2 separate regions of the Mus musculus genome follow, and region 2 is linked to region 1. A link is a loop called in an ENCODE intact Hi-C map of the cell type or tissue named here. Cell type or tissue: gastrocnemius. All regions are shown on one strand.

What was found. Peaks named below come from ENCODE experiments on the same cell type or tissue, not always from the same donor. Only the 100,000 strongest peaks of a DNase experiment are listed, where the experiment ranks them.
Region 2: a loop joins it to region 1, with 2.1 times the contacts of the local background. A loop is called at or near these places in 3 of 42 quality-filtered maps.

The regions. Positions count from the first base shown.
Region 1 is chr11:88,804,108-88,812,107 of GRCm38, forward strand. No RefSeq gene overlaps it. Among named protein-coding and RNA genes, the nearest start is that of 4930556N13Rik, 43 kb to the right of the region's middle. In gastrocnemius, no CTCF peak of the experiment used is centred here; no DNase peak of the experiment used is centred here.
Region 2 is chr11:88,748,990-88,756,989 of GRCm38, forward strand. No RefSeq gene overlaps it. Among named protein-coding and RNA genes, the nearest start is that of C030037D09Rik, 34 kb to the left of the region's middle. In gastrocnemius, no CTCF peak of the experiment used is centred here; a DNase peak (open chromatin) is centred at 3,931.

The DNA of each region.
Region 1 (8,000 bases):
AGGTACACGCCTTACAGTTAAGAATGGTACACAAGCCGGGCATGGTGGACACACCTTTAATCCCAGCACTCGGGAGGCAGAGGCAGGTGGATTTCTGAGTTCGAGGCCAGCCTGGTCTACAGAGTGAGTTCCAGGACAGCCAGGGCTACACAGAGAAACCCTGTCTCGAAAAAAGCAAAAAAAAAAAAAAAAAAAAAAGAATGGTGCACAAAGTGTTTTGCTAAGTACTGGTCACTCTGCTGAAAGACTGAAGGTCAGGAAATAGTTGTGGAAACCCCTTTATCTATGGTCAGGTGCATGGCACTAGTGCCTAGTGGCTAAGTCTGGGGTGTTGCAGAACCCCTTGATTTGGGAGGTCTGAGGAGTCTTGGATAACTGGTATCAGAATTGAATTTGATTGTTGGACACTCCTTTGGTGTTTCAGAATTGGAGAAGGGACTTGTAAATTCTCTCAGGGTTTCCACATAGGAATACTATAAATCCATTGTTAGATTTTTTTTTCTCTTAGTATCTTTGTGCTTTTGTGACACCACTGTAACTAATATGGATTTGGAAAAAAAATCCGTGTGTACACACACACACACTGGTCAAAGGAGTCAGTTCTCTCTTGCTGTCTTATGAAATTCAGCTCATTAGACCTGTGCACAAGTGTCTCTAGCCACTGAGCAATCTTATTGGCCCAATAGTAAGTTTTAAAATTCACTTCCCAACTGTTTATTGTTGGTGCGTGGGAAGCTAGTCATTGTATTATCTTCTGTTGAGGTCCTTGTTAGCCGACTTAATACTTGTAGCTGATATTTAGATATTTAGTTTGTTTTTGGACTTTTTAGATTTGTTTTAGGGTGTGTGTGTGTGTGTGTATGATGTACATGTGTATGTGCACTTATGCATAGGTGTCTGTGGAAGGGCATCAGATCCCCTGACACAGAAACTACTGGCAGTTATGAGCTGCCCGATATGGATGCTAAGAACCAAGCCCTGGTCCTCTGTAAGAGCAGCGAGTGATCTTAAACACTGAGCCACCTCGCAAGCTCTTGCAGTTTTTTTATACAGTTCCTGGGATTTCATGTGTATTCCAAACCATCCATGGATAAGGACCAGTTTACTTTTTGCCTGATAACCATAAGCTTGCTTGCTTTATTTATTTATTGCCTTATTCTGTGAGATTCTGTTAAGTCACAGTGATAAGAATAGATACAGTCACCTTGTTCTAATAAATAGCTAAGCATCAGGTGGAGGTATCAGAAAAGCACTGGGTATTAGAAGAAAAACCTGTGCGTTTTTTAGAGGGGAGGATGCACCAACAACCCCATACATATTCAAAAACCAACTGGAAAAAAAAAACAACACTAAACTCTTGAGGGATAAAAATCACTAAGCAATCTAGGAGTAGAAAGAACTCAAGTTAGCCTCAATTTTTAAAAAGAGTGGCTGAGCACACCTTGAATCCCAGTACTCGGGAGGCAGAGGCAGGCAGATCTCTGTGAGTTTGAGACCAGCCTGGTCTACAAAGAGAGTGCAGGACAGCCAGAGCTCTGTTACACAGAGAAACTCTGTCTCCAAAAATGGGAAAAGAAGAAGGAGGAGGAGGAGGAGGAGGAGGAGGAGGAGGAGGAGGAGGAGGAGGAGGAGGAGGAGGAGGAGGAGGAGAAGAAGAAGAAGAAGAAGAAGAAGAAGAAGAAGAAGAAGAAGAAGAAGAAGAAGAAGAAGAAGAAGAAGAAGAAGAAGAAGAAGAAGAAGAAGAAGAAGAAGGGAAAGAAAAGAGAAAGAAAGAAAGAAAGAAAGAAAGAAAGAAAGAAAGAAAGAAAGAAAGAAAGAAAGAAAGAAAGAGAGAGAAAGGGAGGAAGGAAGAAAGGGAAGAAGGAAGGAAGGGAGGAAGGAAGGAAGGAAGGAAGGAAGGAAGGAAGGAAGGAAGGAAGGAAGTTCTCTGTACTGGTGAGATGGTGAAGTGTGTAAAGGAACTTACCACACAAACCTGTAGAGGACCAACTCCACAACGTTGTCCTCTGACCTCAAGATGTACGTGCTATGACCCATGTGCCCACAGGCATACACCACACACAATACATTAATAAAGGTAATTTTAAAAGAAAACCAGTTTGTTACCTAAAACTTGCTGGCAAAATACTGAAAGCATCTTGCTGAGATGGGGACTCAGACAAGGAAGTCCACCTGTGTTGGTTTGAATGAGAGTCCTAACCCCCATATTTGAATACTTGGTCCCCAGTTAGTGGAACTGTATGGGAAGAATGAGGAGGCGTGGCCTCAGAGGAGGGGTGTCAAAGAAGCTGGGGTTGCTTTTGAGGTTTCAAAAGACGGTCTAGATGCTCTTGCTCTCTGCCTACTGCTTTGCAGATCAAGATGGGAGCTCTCAGCTGTTCCTGCTGCTTTGACTCCATCCTGCCATCATAGACTCTAATCTTCTGAAATCATAAGCCTAACTCAACGCTTTCTTTTATAAGTCACCTCGGTCATGGTACCTTGCTTGTCACCATAGTTAGTAGAAAACTAATACACCATTTCTGCTGAACTAGACATTCTGATCAGGGCAAAGTGGAAGGGAAGAGGGCAAAGCAAGACTCTGCCTTTACAGACGAGGTGGTCTTACATAGATAAAACCCTAGAGAAGGGCTGTGGATATAGATCAGTGGCAGAACACTTGGCCAGCAGTCACAGTACTATGAATTCAACCCCCAGCATCCTCACCATCACCACAGCAAAGGAAGGCTTTGAAGAGATCACAAACACAGAAAACGAAACCTATCAGAGTTAACACATAAGTTCAGCAAACTATCAATATATCATAATAATAATATACAGCAAAGTATCAATAAAGAAAGTTAATTCTAAGGCCGGAGAGATGGCTCAGAAGCTAAGAGCACTGGCTGCCTTTCCAGAGGACCTGGTTTTGGTTTCTCACACTCACATGGTAGCTCACAACCATCTGTGACATCAGCTCCAGAGGATCTGGTGTCTTGTTTTGCCTTCTACAGACACCAGGCAGTGCTCTTAACTGCTGAGCCATCTCTCCTGTCCCAAGATAACTAATTTTTTTTGTCTGAGTCAATGTCACTTCAAATTCTTTCTTTTCTTTATTTTTTTTAAGAAATCTTTTCTCTTCATTTTCTTTTTTGTTTGTTTGTTTGTTTGTCTGTTTGTTTGTTGGAGGCGGGGGGGGGGATCGAAGCAGAGTTCATTTGTATAGCCCTGGCTGTCCTGGAATTCACTTTGTAGACCAGGTTGGCCTTGAAGTGCTGAGATTAAAGGCGTTTTGCACCATCACTGCCCAGCTACTTGTTTCCTTTTTAGATTAACTTATTTTTATTTTATCCAAATGGGTATTTTGCCTGCATGCTTCTGTCTGCACTATGTGTAGTTGGTGCCCTTGTAGGTTAGAAGACAGCATCCGATCCCCTGGAACTCGAAATCTGAGCTGCCATTGTAGGTTCTGAGACTTAGATCCTCTGTAGGAACAACCAGTCAGTCCTCTCAACCACTTGAGCCATCTCTCTAGCTCCCAGTATTTTCTTTAAAAAAATTTTTTTTAAATCTTATGTGTATGAATATCTTACTTGCTTAGGTGTACGGGCACCAGGTAGATGCCAAACCTTCTTGAAGGCAGAGATTTTGAATAGAAGCGTCTGGACCATAGGATGCTATCACAGTGGCAAGGAAAAAGTCAAAGGAGTGAAGTTTCAAAACACTGAGAAACCATGGAGGTGGCCAGCTGTCGTGTGAGCCAGGGAACTCAACAATCTTAACTCTTATCCCAATCTACTGGTCCCTTTTCAAGTGACATGGACTGAAAAGAAAGAACTCAATGCCAAGCCCAGGATGGCCAGAAAGGACCTGGATCCTGTCTCCTTTGTCTCTTCCTACAAAATCCTAAGGGACGGAACTGACAGAAAGCAATGCCAGACAGGTGCAAGGAACCCTCACGTGACCCAGGGAGACCTGGGTGATGATTGGCATGGGAGGTCACATCCACTCTGAGCTGTGAAGAGACAAAGGAACCTCCGCAGATGGAGTAGGGCTTTTCGGGAGCCCTGTGGGCAGAGTGTGGAACGCTCACTGCAGAGTGAATAGGCAAACCCCAAAAGCCCAGACTGCACTTCATCTCCTGACCCATCATCACCCTTTCCACAGGCTCTGCTAACCCCACTCTCAGATTCTCAGATGCTTTGTGAAAAATCCATCCTCAGCTAGATGGGACTCTCCAAGGGCTGGAGCGAGGACATAGTAGATTAAATGTCTGACACAGAAACCGGAGGGCTCGAGTTCAGAGTTCAGAGCACCAGTGTCCAGGTTTAAAAAGAAACATGCTGGTGAGATGGGAGAGGCGGCTCATTGATTGAGCGCCGATGATGCTCTCGCTGAGGACCTGGGTTCAGTTCCTGGCACCCAGATTAACATGACTCATGGCCACTTATAATTCAGAAGACAGGACACCACCTTCTGGTCTCCACGGGCAACTGCATGCATGTACAAACATCTCCAAATGGACACACACAGGCATGACCCGCTCCCCCTGCCCCGCCCCCCCCCCCCCAGAGCTCACCAGACAGGCAGTTCAGTCAATCAGAGAGCCCTGAGCTCAATAAGAAACCATGACTAAAAATATAAGGTGTAAAATGAACGGACACCTGAGGTCAGCCTCTGGTCTCTCTGTATACATGTGCACACATGCACACACATGTGCACACACTTACTCCATAGGCACAAAAACAAACACACACACACACACACACACACACACACACCTCAATTCATTAAGACATTAAATGCCCCAGTTGCTCAGACTTGGCTTCTGCCAATGATGTCATCTGTTCTAGACCTAGGTTCCTTCCTCCTGCCTGGTCATTTCTCTGGCTACTTATGTCCCTGGCCTGAAGCATCTCTGTTCTGACTATTCACCTCTTTGGTCCTGTCCACACCCAGCTAAAAGATTAGATTCCCCTTCTCTCTTCCCCACCCAGCACTCAGGGTGCCTCTGCCACAGTCCAGTCCTTTCTTGCCTTTTCCCTACCAGTGGTTAACAAGACGGCCTTTATTTAAATTGATTAGCCCTCCAGGGAAGCTTCCCACCCCTGTAAATTAATGGGGCCAGACAAGGTCACAGATGTGGTCTGCAACAGCCCACAGACCTATTTAGAGCATACAATATTTCTTTTATTTAGGTGAGTATTTTAAGTTGGGAACGTCTACTTTAAAGCTCCGTCTTCTCCAGGAAACCAGGGCAGCTTGGTGGAGCTGATGCATAGAGAAGCGTTCTTTTTTACCTTCCTAGGATGGTAAAGCAGCAGACACAAGCTTCCCTATTTCTTCAGTAATGAATCACCAGATTACAGTTCATCATCCAGGGATGGAGAGATGGCTCAGTGGTCAAGAACGTGTGCTGCTCTTGTAGAGGACCTGAGCTCGCTTCCCAAAGGCCAACTAGGGCCTCTGACTATTACTCCAGCTCCAGGAGGATCTGTTGTCTCTGGCCTACCATGGGCATCTCCACATCCACACATACTTGTGCAACTCCACACAGACACACGCACACACAGACACACACACAAGCACATACACACTTAAAAAAAAAAAAGATTTCATCATTGTAGGACAAGGGTGTGGCTCACTGTTAGAAGGCTTACGAATGCCAAGCTTACCCACTGGCTCACACCTTTAACCCTAGCACTCTGGAAGCAGAGGCAGACAGGTCTCTGTGAGTTCGAGGCCATCCAGAGCTACGTGGTGAAATCTATCTGGGGAAAAAATGTTTATTCATCATGAACAAGGCTCTGGGTTACAAAGAGGGAGAGGGAGAGGAGGAGGAGGGAGAGGGAGAGGAGGAGGGAGAAGAGGAGGAGGGAGAGGGAGAGGAGGAGGAGGGAGAGGGAGAGGAGGAGGAGGGAGAGGGAGAGGAGGAGGGAGAGGAAGAGGGAGAAACAGAAAGACTAGTTAAAGATCTCACCATGCTAAGGCAGGGTGTGGCTCACTAGTAGAGTGCTGGCCTAGCCTGGACAAGATGCTGGGTTCTGTCCCCAGCAATGGGAGTCATGCATGGAACTGGAAAAAAATATTTTTTAATCACCCTTAGAAATAATTAACACCAGTTTTCTAAAAAGCACTGTTGCTTGTAGATTCTACCTAGAGAGCACCTCCCCCTCAGCAGTGAGCTGGGGACAGCAAAATACATCTGCAAGGTAATCCAACTGAACGCTGACTTCTGAACAGCATCATGAATACCTGAACAAATCCTGCCCACCTCCAACCATTTAGGCAATTTCCAACACATTTCCCGTGCATAATTATGTGAGGACCTTGGTCGTAAAACATGCCGCTGAGAACTTCGGTGAAATCAGCACAGATTAGTATTTGTAAGAAAAATGCCTCCTTGCAAGGTAGGCCCGTCAGCAGCTACTCAATGGGTTTCCAGCGTGCCATTTCCCACCTACCCAGTGGGCTCCAATCAGCTCACCCTCGGGTCTCTGGAAAAACCATACAGAGCAAGCATCCAATCCCAGAAGGGAACTCAATTAGCATCTAGCTGGAACTGAGCAGAATGGCTCCTAAAGCTTGGGATTTTGAACTTGAAAGCAGAAGTCAGTATGTGACTGAATATTAGGGAAAGGGGTCCTTCATTTTCCTTCAGGAACCTGCGCCTGGCCTCACCTCCCTGGTGATAACGAGGTTCAGTGGTTCTCAGCTAGCCTGCAACGTTAGTACATTTAGGGGCTTTTAAGAAAAATGCCTGTACTTGGACTATTGAAGACCAATCCAGGCAGATCTTCAGAGAGGTCCAGCTGGCATGGTGTGGTGTGTGTGTGTGTGTGTGTGTGTGTGTGTGTGTGTGTGTGTGTGTGTGTGTGTGTGTGTGTGTGTACACGCACACAGGTGCATATGGAAGCCAGAGTTGATGTCAAATGTCTCCCTATCAAGATGTCACCCACACAAGTGACTCATGAAAACACCATGATGAGACCCAGTGTGTCACACAAGAACCTTACATTTTTATTTAGACCCACTGAGATGGCTCAGTGCGTAAATGCACTGGCCACCCAGCCTGACAACCTGAATTGTATCTCCAAGATCCACACGGTGGAAGGAGAGAGCCAAGCCCCACAAGCTGTCCTCTGACCTTCACACGCCATGACACATATATAAAATAAACAAAATTGATTTAAAAAAAAACAAACAGCCAGGCTTGTTGGTGCACACCTTTAATGGCTGAAGTACTCTGGAACCAGAAGCAGGCAATGTCAATGAGTTCAAGGCCAGCCTGGTCTAAATAGTAAGACCCTGTCTCAGAGAGAAAGGGGGAAGGGGAGGGGGAGGGGGAGAGGGAGGGAAATTGGACAAAAGATATAGTCTCTCATTCCATTGACTCTACCCCTTGTGTCATGTTAGGTATTTTGTTTGCTTGTTTCTTTGTGACAGGTCTCATGCATCCCAGGCTAGCTTTGAACTCACTAGGTAGCTGAAACTTTCCTTTGCCTCCAGATCCTCCCACTTTCATCTATTAAGTGCTGGAGAGAGAGAGAGAGAGAGAGAGAGAGAGAGAGAGAGAGAGAGAGAGAGAGAGAGAGAGAGAGAGAGAGAAGAGAGAGATACACACAGGAAGACACACACAGAGAGAGAAGGTAGGCTTACGGTAGGAAGATTGCTATGAGTTCTAGGCTAGCCTGGGATACAAATCAACATCTGACTAAAAAACAGAGTCAGGTAGTAAAATATGTCATGATTGCGCCTGGAGAGATGCTCAGAGGTTAAGAGCACCAGCTGCTCTTCCAGAGGACCCCAGTTCAAATCTCAGCATCCACATGGCCGCTCATAACTTCCTGTAACTCCAGTTCCAGGGGATCCCAGACCTTCATGCAGATATACACACAGCCAAAACATGAATGCACATGAAATAAAAATAAATAATTTTTAAAACAACGTCATGATTCAAGTCGCTAAATACCTATCATGTTTGGTCTTTAATGTAAGTGAGGCCTGTTTTCAGAAGCGAT
Region 2 (8,000 bases), 55 kb before region 1:
CTCCAGCCCTGACATGACTTTTTAGTACCAGAATTTTGAAGCCTCAGCCAAAAATTGAGACATCCTTTGATATTCAATACTGACACGTAAAACAAACAAGGAAAATTAATCTCAGAAAGTTTACATAACCTACCTGGTCATGTAATTAAGAAATGGCATAATTTGAACTCGGATCTGTTGGGAAAAGAAAGACTATTCTTTCTTCTGGACTATACCACTACAGCTAGGGAAAGCTGGGCAGGATTTGTCACACTGTGTGCAGACACAGGATTGCGTGGTGTGAAAGAATTCTCAAGTTTCCTTCATCTGTCTAAAAGACCAGACTGTGGCAAATGAGAGAGCGGTGTTGCGCGTGTCCTCCAAATGGCCGTGGAACGACATTCCTCCCAAGTCCTGAAGCAGGTGCAGAGGTCAGAGGCCACCAGTCTCTAATTATCAGCCCTAGCCTCCTGGAGCTTATTTGAATAATTCCAACCAGGAACCAGAATTGCCAATATGCACTTAAGTTTTTGTTCACAAAATTATCTTAGGTCATGGAGCCCAAGACAGTTTGCTTCTGTGACTCCTTCAGAACACCTGGGAGTCATCCTGAGGGAGGAAGGCGAAGCCCAAGCAAATGTTCAAGATGGAAACAGCTCGTGTTACAGCCACAGGTGAAGAGAACCAGGTGCCTGGCTGTCTTCCACGACCCTTGAATGAAATCTCGCTTACATTTTCAAAATATTAATTCTTCTAAGGGCTAGAACATTTGAATTATATAAAGGTACCTCAAAATGCCATTCTTGTGGGGCTGGAGTGATAGCTCAGCAGTTAAGAGCATTGGCTGCTCTTCCAGACGACCCAGCTGTGATTGCCAGCACCCACGTGGCGGCTCACAACCATTTCTAACCCCAGTTCCATGGGATCCAACTCTCTCCTCTGGTCTCATAGACATGCAGTGGTACACAGAGATACATGCAGACAAAATACCTACATACATAAAACAATAAGATAATAATAACATTTAAATGTCATTCTTGGAGAAATGCCTTCCAGAATAGGAAACATTTAACAAACCTCTGCCTCCAGTGTTCGTAGTTACACTATTCTTTGTTTTTCCAGACAGGGTTTCTCTGTGTCACTCTGGCTGTCAGGGAATTTTCTCTGTAGATCAGGAAGGCATCAAACTCATAGAGATCCACCTGCCTCTGCCTCTGCCTCTGCCTCTGCCTCTGCCTCTGCCTCTGCCTCTGCCTCTGCCTCTGCCTCTGCCTCTGCCTCTGCCTCTGCCTCTGCCTCTGCCTCTGCCTCTGCCTCTGCCTCTGCCTCTGCCTCTGCCTCTGCCTCTGCCTCTGCCTCTGCCTCTGCCTCTGCCTCTGCCTCTGCCTCTGCCTCTGCCTCTGCCTCTGCCTCTGCCTCTGCCTCTGCCTCTGCCTCTGAAGTGCAGGATTAAAGGTGCATGCCGCCACCACCACCACCTAGCAGCTGTACTATTCTTAATAAGAAAATGTAGATATAACTAAAACAGCCCCAAACTCACAGAGATCCACCTGCCTCTGCCTCAGTTGCCGAGAGTCCATGTTGTGTTGTGTGTGGTTTTAATTTCATTCTGTTTTGTCTTCTTGTTTCATCTGTTTTGATTTCCATTCTTGTGGTTTTGTTTGAAATAGAGAGAAAGAAGAAACGAACACACAGTTGGATGAGTAGGGAAGTGGGGAAGATAGGAGGAGTTCGGGAAGGAGTCCTGACTCTCCCTTCCCTGTGTGTCCCTCACAAGAGCAGGAGCTACAGTGCCCTTACATACCATTCTGTCCCTGACACATAGACTGGCCCTGGCACATGGTAGGTTCTTCATAAATATTTGGTGAATAAATTAACCAGTCTTGGGCTAGAGAGATGGCTCTTCCAGAGGTCCTGAGTTCAATTCCAACAACCACGTGGTGGCTCACAATTGTCTGTAATGGGATCTGATGCCCTTTTCTGGTATGTCTGAAGAGAGCTACAGTGTACTCATATACATAAAATAAATAAGTCTTTAAAAAAAACTAACCAGTCTTAAGTCTACATCTGTAACTCAAATTCTTATTATTCTCCAAATATCCTACAACACAGCCAAAGCAAGCGCTCAGAAGCCAAACAAATCTAGATATCCAAGCGTCTGGGGTCGTTGTGCTCCCTGGCTTCCCTCCCTGTCACAGAAACGCCTGAGAGGAACTACTTGAGAGAGACAAGACTGGTTTTGATTTACAGCTGCAGAGGTCCATGGTCCATGATCACTTGGCCCCATGGCTTTGGACCTGAGCCAAAGCTGAGCATAATAATAGAGTGTGGCCAGAGAAGACACAAGATAGACCCTTCCAAGCTACCTCCATTCCCTACTTCTTACTGGGTCTCACTTCCTGGAGTATCAACTTCTCTCCAGTAATGACCAAAAAATGGCGAATCCATCAATGGATCTATCCACTCACTAATGCAGTCAAAGCCTTTACGTTCTAATCGCTTCTAAAAGTGCCACCTCTGAACACTGGTGTGTTGGAGCCTTAAGCCTTTGGGAGAGCTACTTCCTAATCAGGCGGTAATAGTCCCATTGGTCTCTGCCTAGATGGTTTCTGACCATCTGGAAATCTGAGCAGACGCTGGCTCATCCTTTGAGGCAGGCTAACATACTTTGTCTTTATGTCCAACAGTCCCAGACTCTCAAGCCTTGTGTTCCATAGCACCCCAAATAGCCTTCTGTGGCTGCACCCTAAAACCATCTATCTACTTTTTCCCTCTTGCACCAAAGGAACTGATTGGCTTCTCTTAAGTCCCCCTGAATCATCAGAGCTACCAAGTGTGAGACACTGTGCTTGGAGTATTATAGGTGATATTTGAGAAATAAACAAACAAGGAGCCATATACTGAAGGATCAGCCTACAGACGGATGCATGCGTGCGTAGATGCATGGGTGCACGGATATGGATTACATACAGGCAATATGAATCGAATTAGAGAGGGAGGCAGCTATCACCAACTGTTCAGACCTGGCAGTGGGAAAGGCAAGAGAATGGTGGCAGAGGCTGTAGTTAGTGGAGAGGGTAGGGAATGGTACCATCAGAATGCCCAGCCATTATCCCTGAGGCACATTGCAGTACTTTCTGAACCACGCAAACAGCAAGTCTTCGAACGAGGAGGAGCAGCTTCGAGTGCTCAAGACCCCCCCACCCCCCCAACCTGGTACAAGCATCTCCTCCTACTGAGCCTGGACCAGCTCTGAAAATTGTGTTCCACTTTTCTTCCTCATCATTTTCCCTTTGACGTTCAGTCCCCCTCAGTCCACTTGTAACAGGAGCATGCTTCATCATGACTCCTAGGCATACCTGTCTCTTCCACCTGGTCAGAATGAGCTGTGCACTCTGGACCTTGTTCAGCACCTGGAGCTCCTTGCTCTGTTTAGTTCCTTGCTGTGTCTGCAGCCAGGTCCACTTGGTGCATAGCCTTCCTCCTTGCCCCGTACACAGTAAGAAGTCTTAGGTCCCAGGGGTACACCTCTCTTCTAGGTCTTTCTTACATGGCAAGCCACTTTGAACCCTGGATTCCTAGGATCTGTAGGGAATGGTAAATTCAGAAACAGGTAGAGCAAAATACATGGCCTATGGAATTATTTCCATGAACAGATAAGGAGATTGGTTGAACAGCTCTCTAAGGCCCATCAGCTGCCTAATACCAGACCCAAGCCCCATGAGAGCTATCCAGTCACCTCCTGTGAGTTGAAGGGACAGAGAGGCATAGTATTCAAGGAAGATAGGTCAAATTGGGTCATGGGATTTTTTTGGTTCCCTTCACACTGGGCTATTAGCCGTAAGTCCTCGTGCTGGAAGACAGTGAGCAAATAGAAGCCCCCGTGGGGAGGGGCTGGGGAAGAGCCCCTCAGTTCTAAACTATAGATGGAGTTGGACTAGGGCCAGGATCCCCCACCTGGAAATAGAGGTGGTGGGGAATCGCCGGGGCTGGCCAAATGACTCAGTGGGTAAGAACACCTTCCGCCAAGCCTGAAAGCCCGAGTTTGATCTCAGGACCCATAGGGTAGCAGGAGAAAACGAGCTTCCATAAGCTCTCTTCCGATCCTTACAGATACACCATGGTATATGTATGTCCACACCTATACCTACTGTATGCATGCAGACAGACAGACAGACAGACATGCAGATGATAGATGAGGAAGATCATGGACTCGTTCACTGGGACATTCCTGTGGGATTGGGTGGGGCCCAAATGCAGAAGCCAGCACCTCGAGAGGGATGAAGCTTGGTGGTTTTGTATTTTTCCATTTATCTTTAATGCCTCTGCTGCTACCATCAGCATGCATACCCATTGCATATAGCAATGCAACACTAGCCAACTGTAGCTGAGTGTTTATCTGAGCAAAGCCACAGGCTGAATATCTTTATCCAGCCAGCCAGCCAGCAAACAATTAAGGGCCAATGTGGATGAGGTGCTAGGAATAGTCAAATGAATGGGATCTACTCTCTGCCGAAGCAGGGACCACTGGGAGCCAGAGAGAGCAGACAGGACACGCGTCAGTATGGCAGAAGTCACCCCGCAGACGTGCAGAGGCCTGTGAGGTGCCTGAGGAGAAATGCATGTTTCTTAGAGATGGAGGTGGACATATTACAGGAGAGGGGGCATCACAGGGCCTTTAGATGCTGCCGGCCAGGCCAGGCCAAACCTTGTGGTATATGCCTGTCTAAGGCCAGCTTGGGCTATATAGCAAGCTTCAGATTGGCCTTGGCTACATAGGAAGACCCCATCCCCAAAAAGAAAAAAAAAGTGGGGGGGGGAATAAAAAGAAAAAAGAAAAAACAGGAAAAAAAACACCATTTGATAGAAGTTAAAAACTGCTTTCCAGGAAGAACGGGTGTTAGGAGGGAGGTCGCAGGGCTAAGAATGTGCATGGAGAATAATGGAGGTGTGATGAGGTGGGACCTAGGTATTCCGGGGACCAGGCTCAGATGTCATCAGCCTAGAGAGGAGAGCAGCTGAATGCTCTTAATGATGCAGTGACAGGGTCAAACAAGGAAGAGTGGTACCCAGAAGCTATTTCTATGGTAATAAGGCAGTCTTTCATGAGTTTTGACATGATGCCTACGAAAAGTCTAAGTCCCTCTGTCAGGTAACCCCCTCTAATGTATAGCTTTTCAAATGAGGTACAGGCTCTATCACTGAGTGAAGTATAGGCACCCCAGTGATGCCTAGGCCCATCTCTGAGGCACAGGACTCTTCAGTGAGGTATAGACTTCCTCACTGAAGTATAAAATCCTCTGTGAAGGACAGGCCCCTTCCATCACTGAAATGCAGGCCTTTATGTGAGGTATAGACCCTTCTGGGAAATGAAGGCCCATCAGTGAGTTATAGGCCCATCATTAAGGTGTGGACTACTCAGTAAGTGTAGGTCTCCTCTGTGTGGTGTAGGACCAACTGTGAGGTACAGGCTACTCAGTGAGTACAAACCTCTTCATGAGGTGTGACCCTCTCTGTGAGGAAAAGGCCCCTTCATGAGATGTGGGCCTTCTCTGTGAGGAATAGGTCTCTCATGAGGTGTGGGCCCTCTCAGAGAGGAATAAGGCACTCTGTGACATACAGGTTGGCACAAGGAAACTGTATCCATTCCTGTCATTCTATCAGCTTGACTTAATATCCCTTGGATCTATGGAAGAGTCGGGGAGTCTGTGTCTGCCCTGGCACTGATGAAACACTCTGTTACACCCTGGACATTTCTGAGGTTAACTTTGTGCATGGCTGAGGGGGTCAGAGTTGAAGCCCCCAGCACCCTACAGACCCTTGCCTGAGCCTCACCCTTTGCCTGTCCTGTTGAGGGTCTGTCTCTGACACACCCTTATGTAACTTACTAGCCCCATCTCAGGGCCTGCTTCTGAGGAACCTAATGTAAGGTACCTCAAGGAGGGAAGGTTGCAGACACAGCTGACGCCAGCCAGGGCTGCACTGACTTCCTGTGGGAATGCCAGACTTAGAAAACGAAAACACAGGATGCCTGTTTAATTTGAATTCCAAATAAACTTTTTTTTTCTTTTTTTCAGACAGAGTCTCATTATGTAGCTCTGGCTGGCCTAGAACTTGCAATTCTCTTACCTCAGTCTTCCCAAGGCTGTGACTGTAAGTGTGCTCTACCACACCCAGCCATATGGTTTTGGGTTTTTTGTGTATGTGTGTGTGACTATTCTCCCTGTAATATTCATAATAAATTCAGACTAAAATATTCATTGTTTATTCAAATTCAAATTAACTGGGTATGCTGTCTTCTTAATTGCTTCTCTATTGCTGTGATAAGACACTATGACCAAGGGAACTTACAAAAGAAAGCATTTAACTTGGGGCTGGCTATTCCAGAGGATTAGAGTCCATGACCATCATGGTGGGGAGCATGACAGCAGGCAGGCTGGCATGGCGCTGGAGTAGTAGCTGAGAGCTTACATCTTGATCTGCAACTGTAAGGCAGAGAAAGTGACTGGCATGAGCCTTTGAAAGCCTACCTCCTCCATCGAGGCCACGCCTTCTAATCCTTCCTAAACAGTTCCACCAACTGGGCACCAAGTATTCATATAGATGAGCCAACGGGGGGGGGGGGGCATTCTCATTCAAACCACCCCAGTTGTTTTTTATATGACAATCTTTAGGAAAAACCCTATTTCTTTTGTTGGCCTCTTCTGGAGGTATATTTACAACTAAATTGGTAGAAAGATAACCAGAAATCAGATCACATATTATTTATTCTTATGCATTTATTATCGTTATCTTGCCTTTCTTCTGCTTTTAAATAAGTTAAATAAAATGTGGCCATTGACCCCCAAAATCCATGGACCCCAGATACTACACCTACCATATTAGTCAGCTTTCTGTTACTATAATAAATAACAAACTTGAGGAGCTGGGAATATGGTTCAGTGGGTAAAGTGCTTGCTGCCCAAGCATGACGACCTTACTTCAACGCCCCAGAATTTATGAAGAAACTAAACTTTGGTGGCACACTTCCATGTTTCCAGAGCTGAGACTTAAAGACAGGCAGATCTTGGGAGTTGATGACCAGCCCATTAGAGCTGGAACAGTGAGCTTCAGGTTCAGTGAGAGGCTCTGCCTCAAGGATAAGAGAGAGAGCAACATAAGAAGACACTGGACATCACTCACTAGCCTTCATGTGTGCATGCACGCCAAGTGTACCTTCACACACATCCATATATGCATACACCCTACCCCACATACATGCAAATAAGATACTCTAGATAATCAGCTTCATGCAGAGAAAATTATTTTCCCTCACAGTTTTGGAGAGTCCGGTCTATGAGTAGTTGTCCTCATCATTTTGAGTCTGAGGTAAGTTAGAACATCATCCTAGGAATGTATGATGGAGCCAAGAGTTCAACTCATGTTCAGGAAGCAAAAGAGAGGGATAGAACCAGACTCCTGCAATCTCCTTGAAAGCTTAGTCTTCAAATAACATAAGACTTCATATTAGGACCCATACTTTAAGGGTTTCGCCATCTCTATGAGGGTTTGAGTTGTCAACTTGACAGAAGGCAGACTTCCCTAGGAAATGGACCTCTCTCTAGGTATACCTGCAGGGGATCATCTTAACTGCATGAATTGAAGAGGGAAGACCCACCTGAGTTTCCCTGGCTGTGCCCTGGATCTAAGCAGAAACATCCATCCATTACTGTTTCTGATTTCGGGATGTGATGTGGCCAACTCCCTCAAGCTCCCGCCCCTGTGATTTCACCCACTAAGATGGACAGAAACCCTGGACTGAGAATTAAGATGAACTCTTTCCTCCTTAAGTTGCTTTTTTTTCTTTTTCCGTTATTTAATCGCAGCAATAGGATATAAAACTGAAACAACTCCTTCATAATACCATCTTGGAGAGCAAGCCTTCAATACATGCCCTTTAGGGCACATGGAAGGTCTAATCCACAGCATATGCTATCCCAGCGGATAATTCAGCCTGGTGCGAGTTCATAAAGAGCCTTGAA